Linked DNA regions of Homo sapiens: region 1 is linked to region 2. Evidence: chromatin loops called from intact Hi-C (ENCODE). Cell type or tissue: tibial artery. All regions are shown on one strand. Region 1 overlaps PLPP1 (phospholipid phosphatase 1). Region 2 overlaps PLPP1 (phospholipid phosphatase 1).

Region 1 (5,000 bases), 61 kb after region 2:
CTGCCTCCCAAGCTCAAGCGGTTCTCCTGCCTCAGCCTGCAGAGTAGCTAGGATTACAGGCCTGCACCACCCTCCCCGGGTAATTTTTGTATTTGTAGTAGAGACGGGGTTTCACCATGTTGGCCAGGCTGGTCTCAAACTCCTGACCTCATGATCTGCCCACCTTAGCCTCCCAAAGTGCTGGGATTATAGGCGTGAGCCACTGCACCAGGCCTGTTTATAGCTTTTAAGATAAGCTCCCTTAGTAAGCTTTGGGGTTCTGAAGCAAGGAGCAAGGAAAATCAAATATAGAAAAAGTTTTAGAAAGACTTTGTATCTTCCTAGAAAAATGTAATTTCCATCTGTCTTTCCAGAATGAGTCAGTTGTTGCCAATTTCAGAGCTGTATAATAGTGGTACATAACTGTGGGTATGCATTGCTGTTCTATTGTGGAGTGTAGTTTGGCTGGATACATACTTTCCTATTATTTTTCTCTTGAATTTTGAAAGTCAGAAAGCTAAAAATGCAAAAAATCCAGTCTAAATATTGTCTATAGTTTTTTAGGATTATAGTGTAATCTGCTCTTTTAACTTATGTATCTCTACAGCCTGCCACCATATAAGCTTTTAATTATAAAATTATGATGCTTGACATTGGGGAGAAAGGAACATAAGCACCCATAATGAGTCATTTTTGTTGACTGTATAAATGAGTCAGAGTTACATGTAAGGATGAGAATATCCTCCTACAATTTTGGTTTTTGATCTTGATTTTTTCCCATTGACTCTCTTTTCTCCCCGCCATTCTCTCTCTTGCACGTAGCACACTTTTGCGCTCTGTCTGCTATTACTGCTATTATAAACCTTTTACTGGACTTCAGTTGTAGTGACCATTAGGTCCTAAACATAGAACTAAGAGCATAAGTGGACTTTAATAGAATACTTATTAATTTTAATATCTAGAGTTCATAATTTAGAATTAATATATGAGAATTTACTGTAAATTAAAAGGGGCTATATACTTGCAATATTAGAACATCCAGTTATCTAGGACTGCCATTATTAATGCCAATGAGAATACCATTCCTCTAAGATTTTCTGGGGAAAAAAAAAGCTAATGAGCCCAGGTAGTTCACATCTGTAGCTCCCTTCCCAGGCCAAGATTCTCTTTAGATCCATGGCCCTTAAATTTTAATGGTTCATTAGAGTTATCTGGAGGGTTTATTAAAACACAGATTTGCTGGGCCACAACCTCAAGTGCCTGATTGAGAAGATTTAGCATGGGGCTTGAGAATTTGTATTTCTTCTAACAAGTTTCAGATGCTGCTCTTGATCTTGGCACCACAGCTTGAGAACTACTACTTTAGATTACCTGGATTATGAAAACATGACCTTGGATGACATCTACTTCAGGATACAAGGGTTTATATTTACCGTTAGGATGAATTTAAGGGCATACACAGCTAGCTAGTCTATTTGTTATTTTTAAAAAATTAAGACAGGGTCTTGCTCTGTAGCCTGGCCTGGAGTGCAGTGGTACGATCACAGCGCACTACAGCCTTGACCTCCCGGGTGCAACCAATCTCCCATTTCAGCCTCCCGAGCAGCTGGGACTATAGGTGCTTGTTGGCACCTATAGGTGCTGTTGGTGTAGCCACCATGCTTGGCTAATTTTTGTATTTTTTTTGTAGAGACAGGGTTTCACCATGTTTCCCAGGTTGGTCTTAAACACCTGGGCTCAAGCGTTCTGCCTGCCTCGGTGTCCTACAGTGCCGGGATTACAGGTGTGAGCCACTGTGCCGTGCCCGGCCTAGCTGGTCTATTTGTGATAGTACAGTATGGAAACTATTGGCTGCTTGAAGAGATTTGCTTTTTTTTTCTTTTTTTCTGGCTTTTATTTAAATTGTGTATGTTTTAGCACAGGCCCAGTGTTTCTGATCCATTCTGAGTAACTGATCTCTGGCTGTATGAATCAGATTTAAATACAAAATTATTTTTGTTTGGATTATGGAAGCCTTGTATTCTTCAGATGCTTACTTGCAGTATATATGATTGAATGTGAGAAATAAATTTCCTTTCTTAAATGCAACCCACATGCAGATAAAATAAAGCTGAAGTTTGAGGAAATGCCTTCTATCATAGGAAAACTCATTATAACTAGACTGGCTGGGTGTGGTACTTACGTACCTAGTACAACTGGCTTTACATTTTGAGAAAATGGCTGAAGAAGAATATGGTCTAATTGTAGACATTACTGGGTAAGCATTTATGATGCTAAAGGATTCATTTGTTAAGGCTTGTATTTCTCATGCATATGTATGTCAGTAACTAGACAGCTTTTTAAATCATATACCTGTGTAGGAATAGCAACATATGAAATGAAGAAGGGGATGATTTAAAAAGATCCTTCACTTTGTGAGAGGATATTATTATTGTATTTAACAGGAATGTGACTTAAAGATCAGTACCTCTTTCCAGCTTCCCTGTTCTTAATGTCAGTACCTGACAATTTAGGCTTGTAGGCAAAAAGCAGTGCTACTTAGTCTCCAGGGAATATGTGAGTAAGAAAACCAATAATAGCCCCTGAGGAGTACAGAAATTTGCTGTACCAAAATGGCCCCAGCTTCGCCTGGACCAGCTAATTTACTGACCAGTAACCTATTGACCTGTCTGGATCTTGATTTCCTGTGATGTCATTCTCTATTGAGCAGACAGACAGAAAAAGCTTTTGTTGATACAGAATTTCTAATGCCACTCTTCTGGGAGAATGAGGTTTGCAGAGACATTAGATAATATTATCTAATAACAGTACTGTTCGTTTATATAATAAACTTGGGAGATATAGGAGGGAGATATAGGATTGGCTAACTTTTATGTTTATATTATGTTAATCAATTATTTTTTCTTACATAATATATTGCAACTCAGAAGCAATGTTTTGCTTCTGGGGTAATGTTTATAAACTTTTGCATGTGAAGATGGGCAATTTGGAAGACTTTTGGTTTCTGGAAGAACAGAAATACTCCTGTAAAAATTGAGAAAATCTTCACATAGGCAGTGGGAAATAGAATTCAGACAGCCCCTAAGTCCTTTCTTCTTATGGTTTGTGGTTTGTTATTGTGCTGCTTACGTTTGTTTTGAGCATGTTTTTAAGACTTGAATTTTCTTTTTTTTTGAGACAGAGTCTTGCTCTGTTGGCCAGAGTGGAGTGCAGTGGCATGATCTCAGCTCACTGCAACTTCCACCTCCTGGGTTCAAGCGATTCTCCTGCCTCAGCCTCCTGAGAAGCTGGGATCATAGGTGTGTGCCACTGCACCCGGCTAATTTTTGTATTTTTAGTAGAAATGGGGTTTCACCATGTTGGACAGGTTGTTCTCAAACTCCTGAACTCAGGTGATCCTCCAGCCTTGGCCTCCCAAATTGCTAGGATTACAGGTGGGAGCCAACGGTATCCGGCCTAAGACTTGAATTTTAAAAAATTTATAACAGGATACATCTGTATTTAATCATTATGAATATTATTTACTCAGTTAATCTGACTGCCTTTGACCATAATGGAAAAAGAAATTTGAGGCATTTTGCACACATTATTCCAATACTTGCCAGATGTGTTGGGGAAGATGCATTAAGTTCTGCTTGTTTAAGCTAATGTTCTTTGACACTGCCCAAGATTTCTGACAAAAGAATGACAAGAGAGGGAAGTTAAACTGGACTTCCTAATGCTCCTCGGTTTTGATGAGGAAGTCCAAATTTCTAATCACTGAAAGGGGAAAATACATCAGGCAGTAAGGTGTCTAAATTAGATAACTTAGTGGCTTGATGTAATTTATTAGTATATAGCATTTAATTACATGATAAAGTATATTCCTTAGTTTTATTAATGTATTTTTATAACTGTCAAAACATAAGTTGTTAAAGTATACTTCTTGTGAAGCCATTTAAACTGATACTCGATGCATGTGGGTGGGAGAGAAGGTGAAATTGTTTATGACATTTAAATTTGAAAAGTGTAAGGATTATCTTGGATAATTAAATAAAACTTTATTACTCAATAGTTTAGATTCTACTTTAGCAAAAAAGGAAAAAAACCACATTGAATACCTACTCTATGTTCGATAATGCTGCAGGGTGTTAAGAGTATGACATGAATTAAGATGTGATCTCAATCAGGGAGGATGGGAGTTTGCCAGTAATTTTTCTTTTGTTTTGGTGTACCTTCTGATTTTTAAAAATAATTAACATATCTTATGCAACTAAAAATATACTGTCAAACCTATTTAAAACATCTTATTCTACCCAGCCTGCCCAGCTTTTGATGTAATTGGGGAAGAAGGTTCAGTAACAGATGATTTTAACATAACAGGTTGGGCTATGATTGATATGTTAATTGAGTGCTCTTCAGAGAAAGGGTGATCCATAAATTCAATCTAGATTTTTAGGAAAGGTTTCTTGGAGGAAACAGGGGCTGAATTGACTCTTAAGTAATAATTACCAAAGAGAGGTGTGGAGCTGATTTCAGGCAAAGGTGTTGAATAAACAACATGGAACAGATATGTTGGGAACTGTAAGTAGTGTATTACACTGTTTTGCATTGCTATAAAGGAATATCTGAGACTGGGTAATTAATAAATGAGGTTTATTTTGGCTTATGGTTCTATAGGCTGTGTAAGCATGGCACCAACATCTGCTTGGCTTCTGGTGAGGGCCTCAGGAAGTTTACAGTCATGGTGGAAGGTGAAGGAGGAAACAGGCATACCACATGGCACATGAGCGACAGGGAAAGAGAAGGTCCCAGACTCTTTTAAACAACCAGATCTCATGTGAACTGAGTGAGAACTCACTCATCACCAAGGGGATGGCACTAAACCATTCATGAGGGATCCATTCCAGTGATCCAATACCTCCCGCTAGGCCCCACCTCCAACATTGGGGATCACATTTCAACATGAGATTTAGAGGGGATGCCCATCCAAACTATATCAAGTAGTTTGTTGGCAAGTGATGGTTCTGGAGCTGTTGGGG
Region 2 (5,000 bases):
CTGAGATTGCGCCACTGCACTCCAGCCTGGGCAGCTAGAGTGAAACAATGTCTCAACAACAAAAAAGAAAAAAGTAGATATTGCTGGTAGCTCTGTTTTTGCCTTTCAGGAGCACTTCTGAAGAGAATGAGGCTTTTTTGAGAGGAAGGAGGATTAATCATGAGGACATGCTTTGGAAGGCCAGAGTTTGCTGTCCCGTAAAGAGATTGTGGTAGAGATTTTATTTTCAGTTGGATTAAGTCTAGAATCACATTGATAGTGATTTACATTGCCTGAAGTAGGGAATTTGCTCTTTAGGTTGGTCAATTAATTAGGTCCGTATTCTAGATTTGCTAGAAAAAGGAGCAACTCACTTGAAGAGCTTTGTGGTGGTTGCTCTTATTTCATATCCTCACATGTTTCATGATTAAGGATGAAAATTGGGCCTGGTGTTGTAGCTCACACCTGTATTCCCAGCACTTTGGGAGGCAGGGGTGGGCAGGTCGCTTGAGCCCAGGAGTTCAAGACCAGCCTGGGCAACATGGCAAAACCTTGTTTCTACCCAAAAAAACAAAACAAAACAAAATTAACTGGGCTTGGTGGTGCAGGCCTGTAGTCCCCAGCTAACTTGGGGGTTGAGGTGGATCACCTGAGCCTGGGAAGGTCAAGGCTGCAATGAGCTGTGATTGCACCACTATACTCTAGCCTGGGCGACAGAGTGAGATAGGGTCTTGAAAAAAGTAAAAAAAGAAATATTTGATTTGAAAGATAGCATAATTTGGTTGAATATTTTGTAAATTAAAGTTGTAGTAAAAGCAGAGGAGTTTGAAATTTTGGACTGTCAAATAGAATTGTAGCAGAAGTGTTATAGTTGCTATGAGGCTAGCCATAGACATATTTTAGTGAATTATCTGACTTATAGTGAATTATAGGAGACTTTAGTGAATTATATGAGATAAAGACATATTAATACTTTCTGCAATAAAGAATGTAAATGGATACTATTTGAATGGGCTACCATTATGTTTATGTAAGCTATAATTACCCAAAATAACAGGGAAACAGTGTTGTACCTTTTAAAAGAGCTTAGAATGCTAGGATGATTCTTACCTTGCAATTTCAACTGCAGATTTTGTATTTTATTAAGACACGAAACAAATTTCCATTCATTTTTACTAATATGTAGATATTTTGCAGAATTCTTTTGTGTTCATGGGATACATAAAGTTTGAGTATGGACATTGGAAGCATACAGGTCTGAGTTTGAATCTCAGTTCTGTCACCTGTTGCTTGGGTAACTCACCTGAGTTCACAGCTTTAGTTTATCTGAAAAGGACTGTGTCTTAATCTGTATGTTCTCCTTGGCATGTGGCCCAGTCACCGTTACATAGTGGGCATTTGTTTATTCCACAAATGTCTGTTGCTCATATACTGTGTGCCAAGCACTGTCTTAGGTAATAGAGATACAAGTAATCATACAAATAAATATGAAAAATGAACCAATAAGTATTGTGAAGGAGAAGTATGGGTGCTATGATAGTTTATAATAAGGGGTCTAAAAAAAAGGAGGATGAGGTAGCTTTTAAAAATGATTACTTTGGCTGCAGGGTAGAATGATAGATTAGAGCTAAGAAATAATGGATTTAGGGAGATCAGTTAGGAAGCTGCTGTAACAGTCCAAGTGAGGCAGGCAGTGAGACTAAAGAGGTGGTGGTGATGGTGGTAGAAATGGAGAAAAGTAGATACATTTCAGAGGTATTTGGGAAGTAAAGGATACCTGTCTTGGTGACATGTTGAAGGTGTAGGGTAGGAGAGAGAGAAATGTCAAGAATAGTTCTGAAGCTTCTGGCTTGTATAATTGAACAGATGTTGGTTCCTGCCAGTTACTGAGGTGGAGTGTGCTAGATGAGAACCTGGTTTGATAGGAAGGGGGATGGGGAGGAGATCGTTTGGTTTGGGGCATGTAAGTTTAAGATGTTTTTGAAATATTTAAGTGGAAGTACCAAGTTCTTGTTTGGATAATGGTTCTAGAGCTCAGAGGAATGGTCAGACTTTTGAGAATCGTTGGCATATTCGTGGTAATTGAAGCCATGAGAATTGATGAAATTTCAGGAAGAAGTTATAAAATGAAAAGGAAGAAGACTTTATACTGAGCTTTGAGAAACACTGACTTTTCAGATTGGTTGGAGGGAATTAAGACCACCAAGACTGAGAAGCAATTCCTTAAAAGCTAGGAGAGTGTTTCTGGGAAGCCAAGTGGAGAGAGTGGTAACGATCTACTTTGTTCTGAAGGGTCAAACAAGATAAAGACTGGAGAGTGTCCATTGGGTTTAGTTACACAAAGATCATTTATAACCTTATGTAAAGCCATTTCAGTGGTGAGTTGGAAGCTGAAAGAGATGGATATTGCTGGGTATAGATTATTCTTTGAAAAAGTTGGATTGAGGAAGAAGGGAGAATGTGGTAGCTTAAGGGAGAAGACACTCAAATATTGGCTGAGTGAATACATGTGCAACATGAACCTCCTTTAGAAAATAACAAGCACAGGCTAGCAGGATCATCTCTGAGGAGGATAGGAGGAGGACCTGTTAGGGATATCAGCTGAAACATGAATAGTCTGGGATCATAGTTTTTTGTGTTTCCTATGATGTGCCAGATGAAGGAAGAAGAATCTTGCCAGAAGGAGAAATGTCATTTTTAGAACAATGGTATAGGAATCGTTGACCACCCTTACAGAACCCTCATTGCTGAGAATTTGATATATTGTTTTCTAACTATCACCAAGTATAGCGGAAAGAGTCTGGGATTGGAGCCTGGTAATACTGCTTTGCTATTTTCTTGTGTTAGGTCGCACAGTTGATTATTTAGTCCTAAAGAGCTTCAATTTCTTCATTTGTATAATGGAGCGAATACTGTCTACGTCACGGATTTGTTAGGATTAAATGACAATCTGTGTATATAAAGTAGCAGGTATTTAGTAGGCACTCAATAAGCTGATGTCTACCTGTTTTCTTGCTTCTCATGGTAACAGTTGTTTATTGTGTAGTTTCAGCATTATAAGTTTGCTCTTAGCCTCAAAGGAATCATTTGTGGGAATCCTTCCTTCTTCATCTTATCTTTTGTGTAAAATAACTTGAGTGATACAAGCATACATTTCTGGGGAAATGGAAATATTATTTGCTACTGCAATAATAACCAATAAATAAGTATTTTGCCAGTCGTTTTTGGCATGTATGCCTTATATTTGTGTGCCTTTAAAAAAAAAGCGTGTGTGTTTTAAACAAAGCTTACTAATTTAGATATGCCAATTTGGTAACTTCCTGCCAGAGTAAGAGTTTTTATGTTTTCCTTCTGAGACACACCTTAGTATAACTTTATTTTAGTTTCTGGGCCATTGCCATTTGGCATAACTTCAAACTAGATGTGATGGACCCACATAAATACTTTTAAGATTTAAAATTTTTTTTATGGTGGGGGGATATGAACTTTCAAAACCAGCTGAGGTGTCAGGTCTGGATTTTATTTGGTTGTTTAATTTTTTTTTTTTTTTGAGACCAGGTCTTCCTCACTCTGTTGTTCAGGGTGGAGTGCAGTGGTGTGATCACAGCTAACTGCAGCCTTGACCTCCAGGGCTCAATTTGATCCTCCCACCTCAGCCTCCTGAGTAGCTGGGATTACAGGTGCATGCCACCACAGCTGACTAATTTTTATACTTGTTTCTTTTGTAGAGATGGGGTTTTGTTATGTTGTCTAGGCAGGTCTTGCACTCCTGGGCTCAAGCAATCTGCCTGCCTTGGCCTACCAAAGTGCTGGGATTATAGGCATGAGCCATGTGCCTGGCCATTTAAAATTTTTTGTTTGTATTTTTGATTTTCGAATTTTTTTTCTACACATATTTTGAACACTGAGATAACTAATTGTATACCAAAATGACTGAAATGAAGTCAGTCTGATTTCCGTAAGTTTGATTGCTAAAGCAGTCTCCTTAAAGGTGTTAAAATGTGCTCTCAATCCCCACCCTACACAACATCTGTCTCCCAGGCTGAAGTGCAGTGGCACAAACATGGCTCACTGTAGCCTTGACCTCCTATGTTTAAGCATTCCTCACACTTCAGCCTCCTGAGTAGCTGGAACCACAGATGTGCACTGCCATGCTTGGCTAATTTTTAAAATTTTTGTCGAGTCCTGGTCTCACTGTGTTGTCCAGGCTGGGCTCAGGAGATCCTCTCACCTCTGCCTCCCAAAGTGCTAGGATTACAGGCATTAGCCACCACTCCTAGCCTATGTATGAACCTTTACGGAAGTTGATTACCCTAGAATTTTTATAAGAGCATTAGAATTTGCCAGCTTTCTTCAAGAGTTAATATAGGCCGGGCGCAGTGGCTCATGCCTGTAATCCCAGCACTTTGGGAGGCCAAGGCGGGCGGATCACCTGGGGTTAGGAGTTCGAGACCAGCCTGGACAACATGGTGAAACCCTGTCTCTACTAAAAAAAGAAAAAAAATACAAAAATTAGCCAGGTGTGGTGGTACCTGCCTGTAGTCCCAGATACCCTGGAAGCTGAGGCAGGAGAATCGCTTGAACCCTGGAGGCAGAGGTTGCAGTTAGCTGAGATCATGCCACTGTACCTCCAGCATGGGTGACAAAGCAAGACTCTGTCTTAAAAAAAAAGGAGTCATTATAGTAGTAATACTATAGTAAACACATACTTGATATTCTTTGGAATATGGGCCTTACTATGAAATAGGAGAAATTATTTCTTTCCCAGTTACTAATAAGGGAGACTTCATTGGTTAAGGGAATTTTGTGGGTAGAATTGCTAAGACTAGAAATCTCATTGTTGGTTCAAAGAGAGAAATAAGTTAACCACGTGTTCTCACCTGAATATAGGATGCTTTGCTTTACAAGCTTAAATAATACCCGGACAAAACTCTACAGGTCACAAGTTCTTTAAAGACTTAATAAACTCTGTAGAAACTATACTTCAAAGGGGAACCTTCTCCTTGATTCACTATCCTGCC

What was found. A loop is a pair of places that touch in the nucleus more often than their neighbours do. Peaks named below come from ENCODE experiments on the same cell type or tissue, not always from the same donor. Only the 100,000 strongest peaks of a DNase experiment are listed, where the experiment ranks them.
Region 1: it touches region 2 in a loop (2.4-fold over the local background); 5 of 110 quality-filtered maps call a loop at or near these places.

What each region holds. Positions count from the first base shown.
Region 1 is chr5:55,452,094-55,457,093 of GRCh38, reverse strand. The region is part of intron 3 of PLPP1 (phospholipid phosphatase 1); the gene reads left to right. Among named protein-coding and RNA genes, the nearest start is that of MIR5687, 54 kb to the left of the region's middle. In tibial artery, no CTCF peak of the experiment used is centred here; no DNase peak of the experiment used is centred here; H3K27ac peaks cover 1,469 bases.
Region 2 is chr5:55,512,919-55,517,918 of GRCh38, reverse strand. The region is part of intron 1 of PLPP1 (phospholipid phosphatase 1); the gene reads left to right. Among named protein-coding and RNA genes, the nearest start is that of MIR5687, 6.5 kb to the right of the region's middle. In tibial artery, no CTCF peak of the experiment used is centred here; no DNase peak of the experiment used is centred here.